3 separate regions of the Homo sapiens genome follow, and regions 2 and 3 are each linked to region 1. Evidence: chromatin loops called from intact Hi-C (ENCODE). Cell type or tissue: heart right ventricle. All regions are shown on one strand. Links, peaks and the distances in the headings refer to the core of each region. The heading gives the core; the rest is flanking DNA.

Evidence for each region. A loop is a pair of places that touch in the nucleus more often than their neighbours do. Peaks named below come from ENCODE experiments on the same cell type or tissue, not always from the same donor. Only the 100,000 strongest peaks of a DNase experiment are listed, where the experiment ranks them.
Region 2: a loop joins it to region 1, with 2.5 times the contacts of the local background. A loop is called at or near these places in 11 of 110 quality-filtered maps.
Region 3: a loop joins it to region 1, with 6 times the contacts of the local background. A loop is called at or near these places in 32 of 110 quality-filtered maps.

Annotation. Positions count from the first base shown.
Region 1 is chr3:21,891,740-21,897,663 of GRCh38, forward strand. It overlaps a transcript of ZNF385D not described here. Among named protein-coding and RNA genes, the nearest start is that of ZNF385D-AS2, 62 kb to the right of the region's middle. In heart right ventricle, for the core only: CTCF peaks have their summits at 2,928 (motif pointing left) and 3,140; no DNase peak of the experiment used is centred there; H3K27ac peaks cover 1,855 bases.
Region 2 is chr3:21,482,196-21,488,119 of GRCh38, forward strand. All of the region lies in intron 4 of ZNF385D (zinc finger protein 385D), which reads right to left. Among named protein-coding and RNA genes, the nearest start is that of ZNF385D-AS1, 58 kb to the right of the region's middle. In heart right ventricle, for the core only: a CTCF peak has its summit at 2,317 (motif pointing left); a DNase peak (open chromatin) is centred at 2,316.
Region 3 is chr3:20,509,390-20,515,313 of GRCh38, forward strand. No RefSeq gene overlaps it. Among named protein-coding and RNA genes, the nearest start is that of SGO1, 330 kb to the left of the region's middle. In heart right ventricle, for the core only: a CTCF peak has its summit at 2,580 (motif pointing right); no DNase peak of the experiment used is centred there.

The DNA.
Region 1 (5,924 bases), core at 603-5,602:
ACTAATTAATGAGGTGGTAGTCTATTGTCATTATCCCTAAATGGTATATTTTTAAAGTTCTGAAGACACAGTAAGTTTCACTTACTTTTAAATTTATACTAATTCCCCCAATTCAATAATCCATAGGATTTTCTGTCATTGATGTGATTTAGAAAAGTTTCACTCTGTCTGCTTAATAGCTTTTTCAAAGTGAGAACCAAGCTGATCACAAATACTAAATCAAGGAAATATTATCAACAGCAGCAAAGATACTGGTCTCCATGTGTTCATGCAAAATATCCATTTTAATTTAACTGTAGTTTATATGATATTGGTTTGTTTCGAGGGCAACTGAAACTTTTCTTCAAAAATTAACTCCCAATACTTGCTTCGTGGGATAGGAAGCATTCTGAATGAAAATATCACTACAAGCAATGGAAATTAAAACACCTCAAATGAAATCTTATTTTTATAATTGAGATGGAAAAATTTGAATATATAGAATTTAGGTGAAAGGGATGTTTGCCTGAATTTCTCAGCCTCTATAGTGCACAGCTTTGAAAGCGCTACAGTGCCAGGAATATGCTGGCTCAGCACAGAAACCTAGAAGGAGAAATAATAGCAAATGACTGCCTCAGGTTTGCCCAAATAAATTCCTCCAGATATCTCTAAGAATACAACAATCCAGAGAAATCATTTTCAAAGTGTGCTCTTACCCTTAACTCAATTTTGCTCCTCCAAATAGACTTGTTTGTGCTTTGCTCTGATTAGATTTAAAACTATTATTATCATTACTGATTTGGTAAAACTCATTAATGTAAGCATGACTTTTCTCAAAATACACTTGAAGAAATATCAGGATTAAGACTTACTGGTTTCCTACCAAAACAAGTCCTATTTATTTGCAAAGGAGCTAAACATAGGTCTTTAACAGACTTTAAATTTAAATTAAATTTAATTACATTTAAGAGACATTCACTCTCTCCACCAGTTTTTCTACTTCTTTTACCTCAATTGGTCTATAGCCCTCTGAAGTTAATTTCCAAAAACTATTTACTCACGTGCAAGATAACGCCAAGAAATAAGATGCAGATTAGTGATTTTTTAAACCATGCATTGTGGATTGTAAAGTCCACTTGTTTTATATTTTACAAAATGAAATAGAATAGAATAGAATGCAGAATGTCAGAGTAAGTGACATATTGTAAAAATAAGCATTTTTTGGACAATTTCTATTGCGTGTATGTATTTGGTCCTATGTAAAGTGTGATTTTTACAATAAACTCCAATCAGAAAAGCTTGAAAAACATAGGAGAAGAGAAGAAAATAGAATTTAGAGGTAAATAGGACTAGCCTGAATGGTGGCTGTAACACTCCCTGCATGATATCAAGTAAGTCACGTAACCTCTCAGAGCTTTAAGTTTCTCATCTAAAATGGTGAGAATTCCAGGTATTGTTGATGTGGAAGAGTATTGGTAGATTAGAAGCATTGTAGACATAAGGCAGAACAAACTGGATTGTCATCGTACCTCATCCACATCTGCTTTTAGCACAGATACACATCATTCCAAATATGAATTGCACATTTATGGAAGGGAAGGAGGTATGACACAAAATGTAAAACATGGTAAAAAATAATAACAAACAAAAAAGTGCCTTGCACAGACAGCTTATTCTTAAATGGCACTCATGTCATCGAGCTGTTTTACTGCACTGGTCTGTGGTCTGGGAATTAGCACATGAGATATGCAAAGATGAGTCATGATCTCCATAAATAATATTTTAAAAGGCTACTTAACTAGCCTTTATGTGAAATATAAACCTCTAAGCACTTTATTGTGTCCTTAAATAATTTAGCTCATTGAATGTTTTCCCCCTGAACTCATTCAAATCAGTTATCGTTAGAAGTTCATTTGAAATTCTAGCCATGCCAAGACAGAGTACCAACAGTATTCTGAAGGTTGAAAGTTGCATGGAAATTGAGAATTGGCAACAAGGAGAATTTCCCTCTCGTCAAGTCTAGCTATTTTAGAACTCAGAGAATTAAAAAAGAGATATTCCACATTTTATCAAAGCCATGGTTGTAAATTCTAGTTCCCTAATAAGGCAACCATCTCTGCAGACTTTTAATAATATCACTTGAAATTGTATTTAGTTTTTAAATTTTATCTTGCAAACGGAAAATTATTTTCATTGTACAGGTTGTATAGCTCAATTTAAACATAATCATTGCCTTAGATAACTTACAAAAACAACTTTTAACATGTTCAAAACTTTCACCTGGACTTAGGAAGTTCAAAAATATCCAATGATAGAATACTTGTTTCTGTGTCTCGAGGCAGTTAGATACATGTTTTCCATTCCTTAAAACCTCTTAAATTTTTAAACTTGCATAGTCATATATATCAAAACGTATTTTTAAATTGCACTAAGCTAGATAATTTCTGATTTATTTTCCTTTGAACAACATAACAAGAAAAACAACAGTATTACCTCTATAATAATTAAAGTTAAACAAATTGAGACCATTAGGTTAATAATCCACTGTCACAAATACTATCTTAAGAACTAGTATGTTATACTTAGTCAATTCATGTAATATTACCTCTTGGAGAGCACGATTTGTTAAAAAATTAAGATTAAAATATTATATTGGCATAAATGCAAAGAAAAATTTTTGAGCAAATGTTTGAAGCCAAAAACATCCCTGAGTTTTAAACTTTCTAATTCTTTCTGATTTGCTCTTTCCTTTCTTTTGCAATATGATTTATCTTTGTGATGAAAACACACTTTTATTTATTTTCAGCTGAAAGACTAGTTATAGCTATGACTTTACAACAGCAAAGCTCACCTTATTTTGTTTAAAGACCTTCTTTGTAATTATTTATACTTAATATAGTTTGTGAGTTGTAATTATCCTCTAAATTCATGGTATATGGGCTCCCTCCAGTGGCTAAGTTAGCAACCACAGATCTGAAATGTCTATTTTAAATGACTGATATATTTAAGTAATGATCAGCAATGGTTTCAATATTGCTGAGTTTAAATCTTACAAGCAGCAATAAGTTTTAGGTGAGCATATAACTGCAGTGTTACAACCCTTTCAGAAGAAACGTAGAGCTTGACACAATGCCAGACACCATGCCAACCTCTGAAGAGTCAAGATATAAAGTGACCTCTACCAGGAGCTCATGGCAAAGAGAGGACACAGATGTTTATAAACAGCAAAAATCACCACCCAGCAAAACACAGAGAGGTGAGCACAATAATGATGGCATGCATAAAGTGAAGTAGGAATACCACAGAGTAAATAGCAGATAGGCCAGGGAGAGCTACGCAACAGATGGTAAAATAAGAATCTGTGGTGTGGAAAAGAAGACATTCCAAGCAAAGACATGCATGTTCCAAAACCCAGATTAAAAATAGGTTGGTATATATGGAAAATGAGGTATTTCTATTTGACTGATTAGAGTTCACCAGGGTAACTGGTAAGAGCTAAGTATATTCAAAAAGATAGGAGTCAGAACATGGCGGACATGAGATTCCTACAAGTAGCTGGAAGATGCCTTTTTGCTATGGTTGAATCACTGAAATGTGTGGCTTTTTTTTTTTTTTTTTTTTTTTTTTAAGACAGAGTCTCACTCTGTCACCCTGACTGCAGTGTAATGGCGCAGTCTTGGCTCACTGCAACGTCTGCCTCTGGGTTCAAGTGATTCTCCTGCCTCAGCCTCCTGAGAAGCTGGGGACTACAGGCTCATAGCACCATGCCTGGCTAATTTTTTTTTTTTTTTTTTGTATTTTAAGTTGAGATGGGGTTTCACCATGTTGGCCAGGCTGGTCTCAAACCCCTGACCTCAAGTGATCTGCCCACCTCGGCCTCCCAAAGTGCTGGGATTACAGGTATGAGCCACCATGCCTGGCCCACTGAAGTGTTTTTAAACATGAAAGATTTCCCTTTGGGGAAAATAAAGTATAGTGGCAGTATGCAGGACCGGTTGGAGTGGGAAGTGAAACCAAGTTTAGGGGATTCAACTAGGTAATATTTAGGAAAGAGCTAAATGATAAAAGAAAGTGAATAGTAGTTTGCAAGATGGAAATATGCAGGCAGTCAAGGGATGTTAAGATCTTGGACGTATGGCAGGGAAAGGAAAAAGAGTCTATGAAGTCTCCTAGAAGTTTGATTTACATTAAAATCAAAAATTTTGTGTCTAATTTGTAGAACTTTTTAAAATGTCAAATGATGTCACCAAAATTTTTGCGGTTTCGACAATGACAATTATTTTAATTAGAGAAATAGTTACTTGGGCCACATTAAAGTAAAATTTTTGACTTGTGTAAGGAATTCCTCTCTTCGACATTTGGAATTAATGAGGCTCCTGATATATCCCTGCTCCCATGACAATATGACAGTAAGAGAGATGTTGTGACTCTATGTTTCCACTGGCAAGAATGTTAATGGAAACCAGAAAAAAAGAAGCTTGGGATGCCTGTAATTACATCACCTGAACAGTTTACATGATAAACATGTTAAGTTTGAGTAGGAAAGAGCTGACCTTTGGGATCTTTGATGCTTTGGATATATGTCACTCGTGGCTGCCTCAAGTATCTATATTTTAATAGATACTTACCCATGGTGTAGATACCAACTTCCTAAAGGTAAATGAAAAAAACAAAATAAAACAAAAAATTTCTCTGCCTCCCTTAACACTAAGGCACATATATGTGATTTGGGTTCTACAATCAGATATACCTATGGGGTACTTTAATTTTGAACTGAATTATATGGGGGCAAAGAGGTGGGGCCTGGGCCTTTTTTTCCCCCTGGTATATTTTTATGAACAGGGCAGCACGTCCCTCGAACCAACAGCTATAAAAGAGCTTCCTATTTAGGAGGTACTTGATTGTGGTACAAATTGTGTGATTTTAGAGCCAGAAATTACAGTATTATTTTTCTGATGCAATGATGCATGGATATGAGAGACGCAGTAGTTCCTTTTTGGGAGTGTCAGGGGGTGGGAAGGGCTCATGATATGATATCAGAAAATGTTCTTGACATTCGCACTAGGTTCTGTGTTTGTATTTCTCCAATGTGTTCTTAATACTTTTTTTTTTTTTTAAATGCTTAAACTAGACAGAGGTGAGTTTGTTGTCTGCAATGGAGAATTCTGGCCAAGACACAGACTTCTAGAAGTCATTGTAGGCAGCAAAACTTTAAGAAAAAAACTGGGATCATTTTTCTGATGGCTGTGTTTGTAGGCAGTGAGGAATGAGTTACAATTAGAGTATGGAATATTGGTAGTCCTTGAAAGGCAGTCATGAAATAGCTACTGCTGACGTTATCACCCAAGTACACATGAATACAGACCTATTAAAGGCAAGACTTTGGCTGATCAGGTGGAGGCTGCAATAGTCTTGCCCCTTTCGACTCTGCTAGTTTGGAGGGGTTTTTTACTACCTGAGATAAGAATGCTTAGACCAGAGAATACAATAATGGTTCTCTTGAGCCTGCCACATGGCTATTTCAGAATTCTCACATTATTGATAAACAGGCAAGAGGGGGATTAATACATTGCCTGGGTGACTGATATTGATTACTAAGAACTATATAGTAAGAACAATATAATAAGAACATATACCTCAAACACAGGAGATCCAATGTGCTTCTTCTGAGTATCCGTAGTCTCATGACTAGCTGCAAAATCAAGACTGTGGCGGCTATCCTTATTTTATTTTATGCCCCTTACGGCATCATGTATTTATTTAGCTAACTAAATTCTCCTTTTTTCTACTTCCATTTCTCCTTACTATTTTATATAGGGTGTGCTGATTGTGGCTAACTCTCATTTATTTTCTAGGTTTCAGACGATTAAGATGAGACAGTGACTGAGCAAGAGGAGAAACAAACATCAAACAGATTTTTTTTTCCAGGTAAGCTATGAACCATC
Region 2 (5,924 bases), core at 256-5,255, 410 kb before region 1:
CATTCACATGGTTGACTCCTACTAAGGGTGTGGATCACTCAATTCTCTAAATCAGGAGTCAGTAAAGGGTGACCCATGGGTCAAATCTAATACACTGTCTGTTTTTCTAAACAAAGTTTTTTTGGAACACTGGCCATGACCACTCATTTATGTATGATCTAAGGCTGCTTTTGCACTACAATGGCAGAATCAGTAACTCTGACAGAAAGTGTATGGTCTGCAAAGACCAAAATGTTTCCATCTGGCCTTTTACAGAAAAGGTTTAGAGGCAACCATTCCCTAAGTCATCCTTGCCCATGGTCACTGAAGTTCAGGCCAACAGAAGAAGTACTTCCTAATAACACAAACCCAAGAAACCTGGGAGATTACTCCCTCTTAGGCAAAGCTGAACTTTTGCCCTTTTTCAAATTAGTGATGTCCTAACCTTTGTAATCAGTAGAATTATCTGTGAAATTTTTTTTAGAAGTGCCAATTTCTAGACATCAAATTAGGTCAACCAACTCAAATGTAAGGCTTTGAATAAACTCTTGCATGAGTACCTAGGATGTCTTAGTCCCATCCTTCTACCATGGTACTCTTCTGCTTATTGGAACATGATCTCTGTTTTCATTGCGGTGGTGGTGGTTTCCTTAATTTTTACTTTGAAATAATTTTAGATCCACATAGAAGTTGCAAAAATAGTATAGAGAGAATTTCTGTGTAGTATTCATCTAGATTCCTGCAATGACAACAGCAACCAAAACAAAATTACCAAAACCAGAAAATTGACATTAGACAGTATTATTAAAAACTAGAGATTATATTCACATTTTACCAGCTTTAACATGTAATCTTGTTTAAATATACATTTCTATGAAATTTTATCACATGTGTAGATTCTTGTAATCATCATCATGATCAGGAATAGACTGCTATATTGCTCCAAAAAATAGTTATTTGTACTACCCCATTAAAGTCATAGCTTACCTCCAACCCTAAATCCTGGGAACTATGCTATGTCTTCAATGTAATTTGGAGAATGTCACATAAGTGGAATAGTAAAAGATGGATCACTTTGAGATTGGTTTTGTTCACTCACCATAATGTCCTTGAGATCTATCCAAATTATACATATCAATAGTTTATTCCTCTTTACTGCTGAGTGGTATCCCACTGTATCTCTGTATCACAGTTTGTTAATCCACTTGCCCAATGAAAGACAGGTTGTTTCTACTGTATGTGAGGATTAACAGAACTGTTATAAATGTCTGGAGTAAATACCCAGCAGTAAGATTGCTGGGTCATATGGCAAGTATATGTTTACTTTTACAAGAAAATGCCAAATTCTTTCTCACCAGCAATGTATAAAACTCCCTGATGCTCTACATCCTTATCAGAACTTAGCATTGATGGGATTTGTTATTTATTTTACACATTCTAATAGGTGTGTAGAGGTATCTTATAATGTGCTGATTTGCATTTCCCTGATAGCTAATAATGTGGAATATCTTTTTATGTGCTTTTCATTGTACCATCTGTGCATTATTTGACAAAATGTCTGCTCATGGCTTTCGTCTATTTTCTAAGTGGATTATTTGTTTTCTTGCTGTCAAGTTTAAAGTACTTTTTATATATTCTAGATATAACATCTTTTCCAGATATGTGAATTAAAAAATTTTCTCCTGGACTAATATTTCTTTTTTGCAGACCATAAGTTTTTAATTTTGATGAAATCCAATTTATCTTTTTTTTTCTCTTACGGATCATGCTATTGGCATCATTCTTTGTCAGTCAGGGTCCAATCAAAAAAGAGAAACTGGCATCGTAATTTGGACAGGGGAAATTTAATGTTAACTGTAACAAGGGATTGCTTAATGACGATTGTATAGTAAGAAATAAAGACATCTCCAAATAATATATGAATAGCAGATATAAGGAGCAGTCATGCCTACCTAGGGCTGAAATAATGTGCTTAGAGAAAAGAGCTCACCCTTCCCAGGGCTGAGCTCTAGACCTTGTTGGACACGGTTTGACCGTGGCTCACTGAATGGTAGAGAGGTTGCCATGAGGCATCACAGGTGGAACTTGCTAACCCTCTAGGGTGCCAGTAGAAGTGGTTCATAGGAAAATGTCTCACTAGAGGCACAATGTTACAAAACTGCTTTAGGGGTGTGTTGAGAGAGGCCACTAGTCTGTGGGCATTTCTGGACACCATGCACTGCACAAGCTGGGCATCTTTCGAAGAAGCTATCTGCACCGCAGGAGTCTGGTCAGTGAACATCCAAGACCAAGAAGACAGACCTCTTCCTCCTGCGATGTCTCTCCAGTGCCCCCTGCTGACAAAGGTTAACATCATGCCAGCTTATAAAGAAGGATATGTAAAGGGTCTAGATCCATTGTCACAAGATGGGAATGGTCAAGAGTGTCCTGCCCTGCAGTTTTACCAGTGCCCTTTGGAGGGGGGACTGCCTCTGCTTGCATTAGTGCTGAGCACAAATAGCAGGACTCTTTGATCCAGATTCTGAAGTGTCAGGGAGGAGAGGGAGAGGTGTGGTAGGTTTGAGATGCTCTCCTGGAATACAGTGGGTATAATCAAAAGAGTCCCATCCTACAAGGCTGTCTCTTCCAAGTTTAGAATATGACTGAAAAGAGCAGACTTGTCTTGGGACTATTTTGTCTGAACCCATTGGTACTTCTAGCTTGCAGACTGCTCCTGTGCCCAGACCGGCATATATAGGAGGCAAACAAAACAAAATAAAGGAAACAAACCAAAAATGGGGAACTTATCACTGAGTCATCCTGTAAGTCTTGAGGCTGCTAGACAGTCCTACCTCTCTCCCTACTTCTCTTTCTTCAAAGTCTCCTAATGCTTGGCTTATGTGTTCTGTCCAGACTTTATATTCATAATTAATGCAGGAGAAATAAGGTGAAATGAGTTTACTCCATTTTCTTTTGAACCAGAAACTTTCCATGTCCTAAGTTTAAACTGAATTATTTGCTAGAAACACGTCAAGGTTTATTTCACATGTACGTGTTTCTGAGCCACAGTGTTACATGATCAGCTGGCTCAGGAAGATGCCTTCTAAAAAAATGCTTATCCTGATCCACAGGCTCACTTACTTGATAAAGCTGGAGATGGGTCCTAATGCAAACATTAGAGAGACACTTATGTTATTATGAAGGGCAAGCTCTACTAAATACTGGAGCCGACTTGAGAAGACAACTTGAATTGTCCTAAACTGCCAGCTGGTGGTGGCAAATGCCCATTAGGCATCATTGATTCTTACCTTTCTGGCACATCAAGGGACCTGGAATGCCTTGGCACTCTTTTCTGCTATACCATCATTTCTGCTCTTGCTAGGTTAGCTATCATCTTCCTCTATGTTTTTTTAATATAGATAACATCTCTTTGATTCCTCCTTTCACCATTTTTCCCATCTGTGAGGATTACAGAGAAGTGGGATATTCCACCTCTGCCTCAAAATTCTAATTCACATTAATAATAATGATCATAATAAATAGTAACAGTAACTTTCTATCATTTCAGAACACCTACTATGTGGCAGGCCTTATGTTAGAGGCCTTAATTGCATTATTGATCATCCTCCCTATGATTTGTTACTTGACAGATGAAGAAAATTAAATGGTACAGCTGAGATTAGAAACCTAATGTCTGAGTCCAAATCTCATCTTCTTTTCCCAAAAAAAAACCCTTTATCTGAATCCCACTACCACCATCACCACATCTGTACCACCCCTTTTGCCTGTACTTTTAGGCACACCTCACAGTATTTACATTTCAGTTTTCTCTACTAAGCAAGACTGAAAGCTCCTTGATAGCAATGAATTATCTTAAAACACCTACCTAACACAGGATCCTGTGTTAGGATTGGGTCACCAGCTGATGATTTTTATAGCTGCCAATTTAGAAGTTGGCCGTCTCTGAAAACTGGCTTAGCAGAGAGATTGAAACAATTTATCTAGAGAGTCACAAATTCAGCCGATGACCAGCTGAGTGGAAGTGATGCTCAGTGAATAATGAGGCTAATCTGACTGATGATCAAGATTGAGTCATGCATGCATATGAGCACCCAACTTGAAATGAGGTATCACTGTACGCATTAATTTATAACTACATATGAAGAAAAGGAGCCAAGTCTCATAAACCCAAGTGCTGGCCTTTCAAACACACACATTTCATTCAGAGACTCAAATTTGACAATGATACCTGATAAAGGCTCACATCAGTCATATCACAGCCTCCATCCTGATTACAAAGTGCATACTGTCCATTTCTCTGAATAGGATGCCATGTTATCAAAAGATGATAAATGTGCTTGCAAACAGGTAGGGCTAAAAAAATGCTTGCAATATTTCTTTGTGGTTTTGCAACAACAAACATCTTGACTGAATTTCCTATCTGCTGGGAAGTAAAAAGCAAAAGGCTTTAATGATCAGGAAAGTTCAAATGTAAAATATAAAAATGAAAGAATCTGGGCATTGGGACAGACATTAGGTCACATCTAGTACGACCACAATCCAGAGCTGGAAGTTGCTCCAAAATATTCCTAGCAACCAATCACATAGCCTGTATTAGAATTCCTCCAAAGTCAGGAAAATATCTAGAGTGCTCTATTTGATAGAATGTTTATTTGTTCATTGATTCACTCATATATTTGTATGATGACTATTCATATCATACTTTTTTTTAAACTGGCTAGGACCATGCAAAGCATTAGGAAAATAGCTATGAACAAGATACATATTCTTGAAGAACTTCTATTCTACTGGAAGTGGCAGACAATGGCAAAACCGAAAAATAAATGATTTACAAATGTAATGCAGGGTCCCACATGTGGTATCAAAAGCAAGTTCTTATTTATATTGAATCTAATAAGTTCCTCTGTATTTTTCACTGATTAGCTCTGCTATATACTTTCACGCCATTAGAATAAGGCTTTTCATTCCTCTACACTGTAACACACCAGATATTTTAGGACAACTCGCACTTTACCCTCAAGCTTTCCAGGAAAAATGCCTCCAGTGTTTTTTCTAACTCTTTAACATTCCATAAAATATTGTGGCCTTTCATTTGCTACTCTGATCCTACATTGTAGTGGGTTTTTTTTCTAAATGCAGTTCACAATTAGTTACTTTTGCTTATTATCACATTTGTTAGAATTAATTATATGGCCCCAATATAAATGTTAGAGGGGCTCAAACATGTAGGGGAATAATAGATATTTGGTAAGCACTGTCTCTACTTCAAATTACAAATCTTATCTAACATCATGATGGTAGGTCTAATAACACTATAATCTTCCTCATTGTCAATCCTATGTATTTACTGATGCTTCCAAATGCAATCACACACCATATAATATACTCATGCATAACATTAATATAGTCATAAAATGGAGAAAATTTGATTGAGGAATGAGAATCAAACATACTTGCTGAAAATATAATACACATAGCTAGATCACAACCTTCCCTAACAGAAGCAACATGCTTAGCACTCAGGATCAGTCCTCTGAAGCTGGATTTGCTGACGTCACATCTTGGTTCCAGCTAAATCTCTATCAGATGTGTAACTTTGGGCAAGTACCTAACTTCTGTGTTCCTTTGTATTATATCTTTATTCACAACATGAAATTAAAAATCTTTGTTGAACTTTTGCTAGAATTTAATGAATCAATTCATGTAAAACATCAGAATGCCTAACTTGTACTATGTGCTACAAATGTGTAAGCTATTGTTACTATTATAAGAATGTGCAATGCAAATGAAATTTCTTTAGTTGTTAAAATCAAGCCAGTTTTCCTCAAGAGCTTCCACAATGCTATATTGGAAGAGGATGGGTGGACGTATTTGAAAATTGAACTTACATATTTACATCGTCACACTCTTTCCTGGTTGAATAGTCCCTTTTGGATATATTTTTT
Region 3 (5,924 bases), core at 626-5,625, 1.4 Mb before region 1:
CGTGATTGCTCTTGCTATCACTTACAGTGCTATGTTGAATAGGAATGGTGAGAGAGGACATCCTTTTCTTCTGCCAGTTCTCAAGGGGGAAATCTTCCAGCTTTTCCTACTCAGTATGATGTTGACTAAGGTTTTGTCATAGATGGCTGTTATTATTTTGAGTTATGTTCCTTCATTGCTTAGTTTGTTGAGAATTATCATGAAAATATATTAGCTTTTATTGAAAACATTTTATGTATCTATTGGGATGATTGTATGGTTTTTGTTTTTAGTTTTGTGTATATGGTGAATCACATTTATTGATTTGCTTATGTTGAACCAACTTCATATGCAAGAAATAAGGCCTACTTCATTACGGTGAATTAACTTTTTGACGTGCTGCTGGATTCTATTTGCTAGTATTTTGTGGAGGATTTTTGTATCTATATTCATCATGAATATTGGTCTATAGTTTTCTTTTTGTATTGTGTCTTTGCCAGATTTTGCTATCAGGGTAATTCTGGCTTCACAGAATTAGTTAGGGTGGAGTCCCTCCTTCACAATTCTTTAGAACAGTTTCAGCAATATTCTTACCAGCGCTTCTTTGTATGTCTCTATATTTTGGCTGTGAATCCATCTCGTCAAGGGCTTTATTATTTTTGGTAGGTTTTTTATTACTGATTTAATTTCTGAAGTCAATGTTGATATGTTCGGGGTTTCAAGTTCTTTTCAATTCAGTCTTTGCAGGTTGTGTGTTTCCAGGAATTTGTCCATTTCCTCTAGATTTTCTAATTTGTGTGGACAGAGGTGTTCATAATAGTTTCTGAGGATCCTTTATATTTCTGTGAGATCAGTCGTTATTTCTGATTCTGCATGTTTGGGTTTTCTCTCATTTTTTCTGTGTTAATCTAGCTAATGGTTAATTGATCTTGTTTATTTATTCTTTCAGAGAACCCACTTTTGCTTTATTTGATCCTTTGTATGAATTTTTGCCTTTCAATTTTGTTCAGTCTTGCTCCAATTATAGTTATTTGTTTTCTTCTGCTAGCTTTGGGGTTACTTTGTTCTTGTTTTTCAAATTGCTCTAGATCTAGTATTAGATTGTTAAATTGAGGTCTTTCTAACTTCTTGATGTAGGTGTGTTTGCTACTTTTTAGATGTCTATTAGGTCCAATTGCGCAAGTGTTTAATTTAGGTCCAGAGTTTCCTTGTCAGTTTTCTGCCGCAATGATCTGTCCAATTCTGTCAGTGGAATGTTGAAATTCCACACTATTATTATGTGGCTGTGTAAATACTTTTGAAGGTCTAAAAGTACTTGTTTTATGAATCTGGGTCATCCAACGTTTGGTGCATATATATTTAGAATTGTTAAGTCTTCTTGTTGTATCGAATCCTTTATCATTATATATTACATTTCTTTATCTTTTTTTACTCTTGGTTTAAAGTCTGTTTTGGCTGATATAAGAATGGTGACCCCTGATCTTTTTTTATTTTCTGTTTCCATAATAGGACTATGTACGTAAATTTATTTTTGTGGTAGCAAGTATCTTTCTTTCATTTCCGTGTTTAGAACTGCCTTAAGAATCTCTTATGAGGCTGGCGTAGTGGTAATGAATCCCCTTAGCATTCGCTTGTCTGAAAAATATTTTATTTCTCCTTCTCTTTTGAAGCTTATTTTCGGGAGAAATGAAATTCTTGGTTAGAATTTCTTTTCCTTAGGGATGCTGAAAATAGGCCTCTAGTCTCTTCTGGCTGTCAGGTTTCTGCTGAAAAGATCATTGTTAGTCTGATGGGGTTTGCTTTGTATGCGATCTGACCATTTTCTCTAGCTGCCTTTAAGATTTTTTCTTTAGCTTTGACCTTGGACAGTCTGGTATCTATATGCCTTTGTGATGTTTGTTTTGCATTGTATATCACAGGTATTCTCTTAATTTCTTGTGTTTGGATGTCTATCTCTATAGCAAGATAAAATAAATTTTCTTGAATTATTGCCTTAAATATGTTTTCCAGTTTGTTTACTTTTTCTCCTTCTCTCACAGGTATGCCAGTAAGTCTTAAGTTTCATTGTTTTAAAATTTTCAAAAAAATTTTGACTGAATGTGCTAGTTTGAAGAACCAGTTCAAGCTCTGAGTTTTTTCAGTTCCAGAAGCTCTGATGCATTTCTTTTTAAGATGCGTCTCTCTTCCTTCTTTTCCTGAATTGTTGAGAAGTTTCTCTGTGTTGATTTTTAACTGTCTTGGATCTCATTAAGCTTTCTTGCAATCCATGCTTCACATTTTCTGTCATTTTTGAGTTTTCATTTTCTTTAGGGACCACTGCTGCAGAGCTGATGTGATTCTTTGGTGGTGTCACAATATTCAGGTTTTTCATGATGACAGAACTCTTGCCCTTTTTCCTTGTCATCTCGAGACACTGGCACTTCCAATTTATGTAATTATTTTCATGTGTCTTTCTTTCCTTTTTTTGTCTTTCACTTTTCCTCTTTGCCTATGGGGTGTGACTGTAGAGAGTGTTGGGTAGAGTCTTCTGGCTTTGCTTCTACAGTCCTATGCACTTCTGTCAGCAGGTTTTATATTGGACTGTGCAGTTTGACCTATAGGTCAGTAGATGGCGCTTACAGATAAGAACTGGCTATGGCCAATGTGGATGAGTATATACTGGATCTTTTTTTACTGGGAGACTCTGTTGAGAGCCAGCCTCAGGCAATGGGCTGATCCGTGAAGTGAACAGTGGCCTGAGCTCCCTGATAAACCCTGTAGGAAAGGATGAAGATAGGCAGGGCCAGATTAGGTAAGCCTGCCTACAGGTTCCCTGATGGCAGGCACAAGCACCAGCACCAAGAAGGAGATCCAGTGAGTGGCCACCAAGTTTTCAGAAGTGGGCATAGGCATGGAGCTGGGGAAATCTCTGGCTTCAAGTCTCTGCATGAGGGTGGGGCAGCCTAAACTCCTGTTGCAGAAGAATGGGTGTTCCAGATGTCTGGAGATCTTCCTGGGCGTGGAGCATAGAGGGTCCTGCTGCACCACAATCTCTGCACAGGAAGGGTGGGGAGATTCAGGCTGCTAATCCACGTGAGCAGGTGCTCCAATGCTGGAGATATGCCTGGGCATGGAGCAAGGAGGTCCTCACTTCACTATAGTCTCTGCGAAGTGGAGTTCAGACTGCTGATCCAGGTGGGTGGGTGCTCTGAATGCCAAGAGCTTCTTAGCAGACTTTATTACTTTCAGACAGTATAATTACTGTCAGAAATACTATAAATGGCAGGGCATGCTGTGTATTGTGATTCCAGGTGGTGCCTTTTATATGATAGTCTAATTTAGTCTCTATGTTAACGGAATCCCAGGAGTTGTACAGGGCCCTGCTTTCCCAAACTTATATGGCAGCCTTCACACTGTTGAGGTCACTGTGGCCATGATGTTACTTCCAGCTTTCCCATAATTAACTGCTTCCTGCTCCAGGCTCTTTTGTATTTACTGATGTTTTCTAGAGCCACTTTATTCCTATGACTTATTTAGAATCCAGTGTTTGTTCACCACTAAAAATACTCTGTCTTTATGACCAAGAAGAGTAAATGTTGGACAGCAGTGTTAGATATGATGATCACACTGTTTATTTTTGAAGTGTTTGGAGACAAACCTTGATGGAGGCAGAACGAAGAGTAAAAATAATTTGGCCTAAGGATTGCTAACTGTGTAACCTTGGGCAAGATGCTTAAACTCTTTAGAGCCCTTAATTATGTTATATGCAGAATGGAGATAATAATGTATTTGCTTTTCTTTTGGTGAAGATTAAATGAGATAATAGATGTAAAGTGTTTGAATCAGGGTCTAACACTTATTAGCAGTATGTATTAGTTGCTCAAAAGTTATAAGTTGTCTTCTTATCATCCTTTTTATCTTGATTGTTGAAGTTTTTAAGTTTGATACATTAAAGATTTCATGTCTTTTTTGGGTATATTAAGTCTTTTATCATAATGTCATGTTCCTTTCTGTACTTAGTAATTTTTTTTCTTTTCTCTGAAGTCTACTTTATCTGCTATTCATATAGCTATATAGCTTTTTTGTGATTGTTTTCATGGTATATATATTTTTCTTCTATTTACTTTTTACCTACTTATATCAGTATATTTGAAATGAATTTCTTGTAGACAGCAGATAGCTGAGTCATTTTGAACTATATTCTGATAATTTTTTTAATATAAAGCATTTATATTTTAATTGGTGTCTTTAAGCCCTTCATATTTAATGTAATTTTTGATGTCTGGATTTAAGGCTGCCACTTTATTGTTTTGTTTGTCTTGTTTTTGTTTCTCTCTTTCTCTTTTCTTACCTTTCTGTGGGTTACTGAAATAATTTTTAGTGTTACATTTTTCCTTATCTGTAGTGTGCATATATTTCTTTGTATATGTTTTAAAAATATTTTTCTTAGTGATTGCTCTAGATATTACCCTATATTCCAATTTAAAGTTGCACTAAATTATATACATAAAGCTCAAATCAGCCTACTCCAAATCTGCTTCACATTTTCCTCCCATCCTACTGGGCCGTGGGGAGAGATAAGTATACATTCAGTGATATGTATAAGCCTTCTCAAGTAAGTGTGTAAATTATATAATTGAGTGTGTATTTTAAACTAGAAAAATAATGTGTCATTGTAAAAATAAAGGGTAACTCCTTCTTATTTGCCGTTTCCCATTCTTTTTGATACTTATCTATACATATAATCATATGAAAATCCTTCTTTTTTTATTTTTTGCAGACAGGGTGTCATTCTGTCACCCAGGCTGGAGTGCAGTGGCGCAGTCCCGGCTCACTGCAACCTCTGCCTCCTGGATTCAAGCGATTCTCCTGCCTCAGCCTCCCAAGTAGCTAGGATTACTGGCGTGTGCCACCAAGCCAGCTAATTTTTTTTTTTTTTTTTTTTTTTGAGACGGAGTCTCGCCCTGTCACTGGTCTGGAGTGCAGTGGCACGATCTCGGCTCACTGTAACCTCCACCTCCTTGGTTCAAGCGATTCTTTTGCCTCAGCCTCCCAAGTAGCTGGGACTACAGGTGCACGCCACCATGCCCAGCTAATTTTTTTATTTTTAGTAGAGGTGAGGTTTTGCCATGTTGGCCAGGATGGTCTCGATCTCTTGACCTTGTGATCTGCCTGCCTGAGCCTCCCAAAGTGCTGGGATTACAGGTGTGGGCCACCACGTCCAGCCTAAGTAAAATTTTTTATTTGATTTATTTTCAGTGTTCAAGAGCCGGGGCACTGGCAGATTTCATGACCAAATATTAGAACCATGACAACTCAGGAAACCAAGTCTATTTCCTCTTAAGTACCACCTATTTAGAGTCAGAAGGAACCTCCGCTGAATTTTGTAGGAATTATTTCCTTGCTTTAAAAAATACTGTCACAACTTTTTGTGCCTTAGTAAACAAAATAGTCCATTTTTTGCCTGTTTTTGAACTATATACAAATGAAAACATACGTTTATTTTGTATTTTGATGGTTTTGCTCAGTATTATAGCTATGAAATTCATTCATGTGGTTTTGAGTAGATATAAATCAATAGGAAAAAGATACATAGCTCAATAGGAAAATTGGAAAAATACTTAAATGGACATTTCAAAAAGAAGGAAATTCATTGGTTAAAAGTTATATTTAAAAATATACCACCTCATTTGTAATCAGGAACATGCAAATGAAAACTACTATGTAATACATCCACCAGATTAAAAAAAATGGAGCAACACTATGTGTGAGGATGAAAAGCAGTAAGAATTTTTTTTGTGTGTGTGTGGGTAAATTGTGTAATTTCATAGGAAGACTGTCATGTTTACTGTCTGTCCTCTGTGTGGGAGCATCTGTGTGCAGACACAAGCACAGCAGTAGCAGGACTTGTGAAGCCTGTGGCCATGTACTTACCCCTTTCTCTAAGGAAGATGTAAGGACTTCAA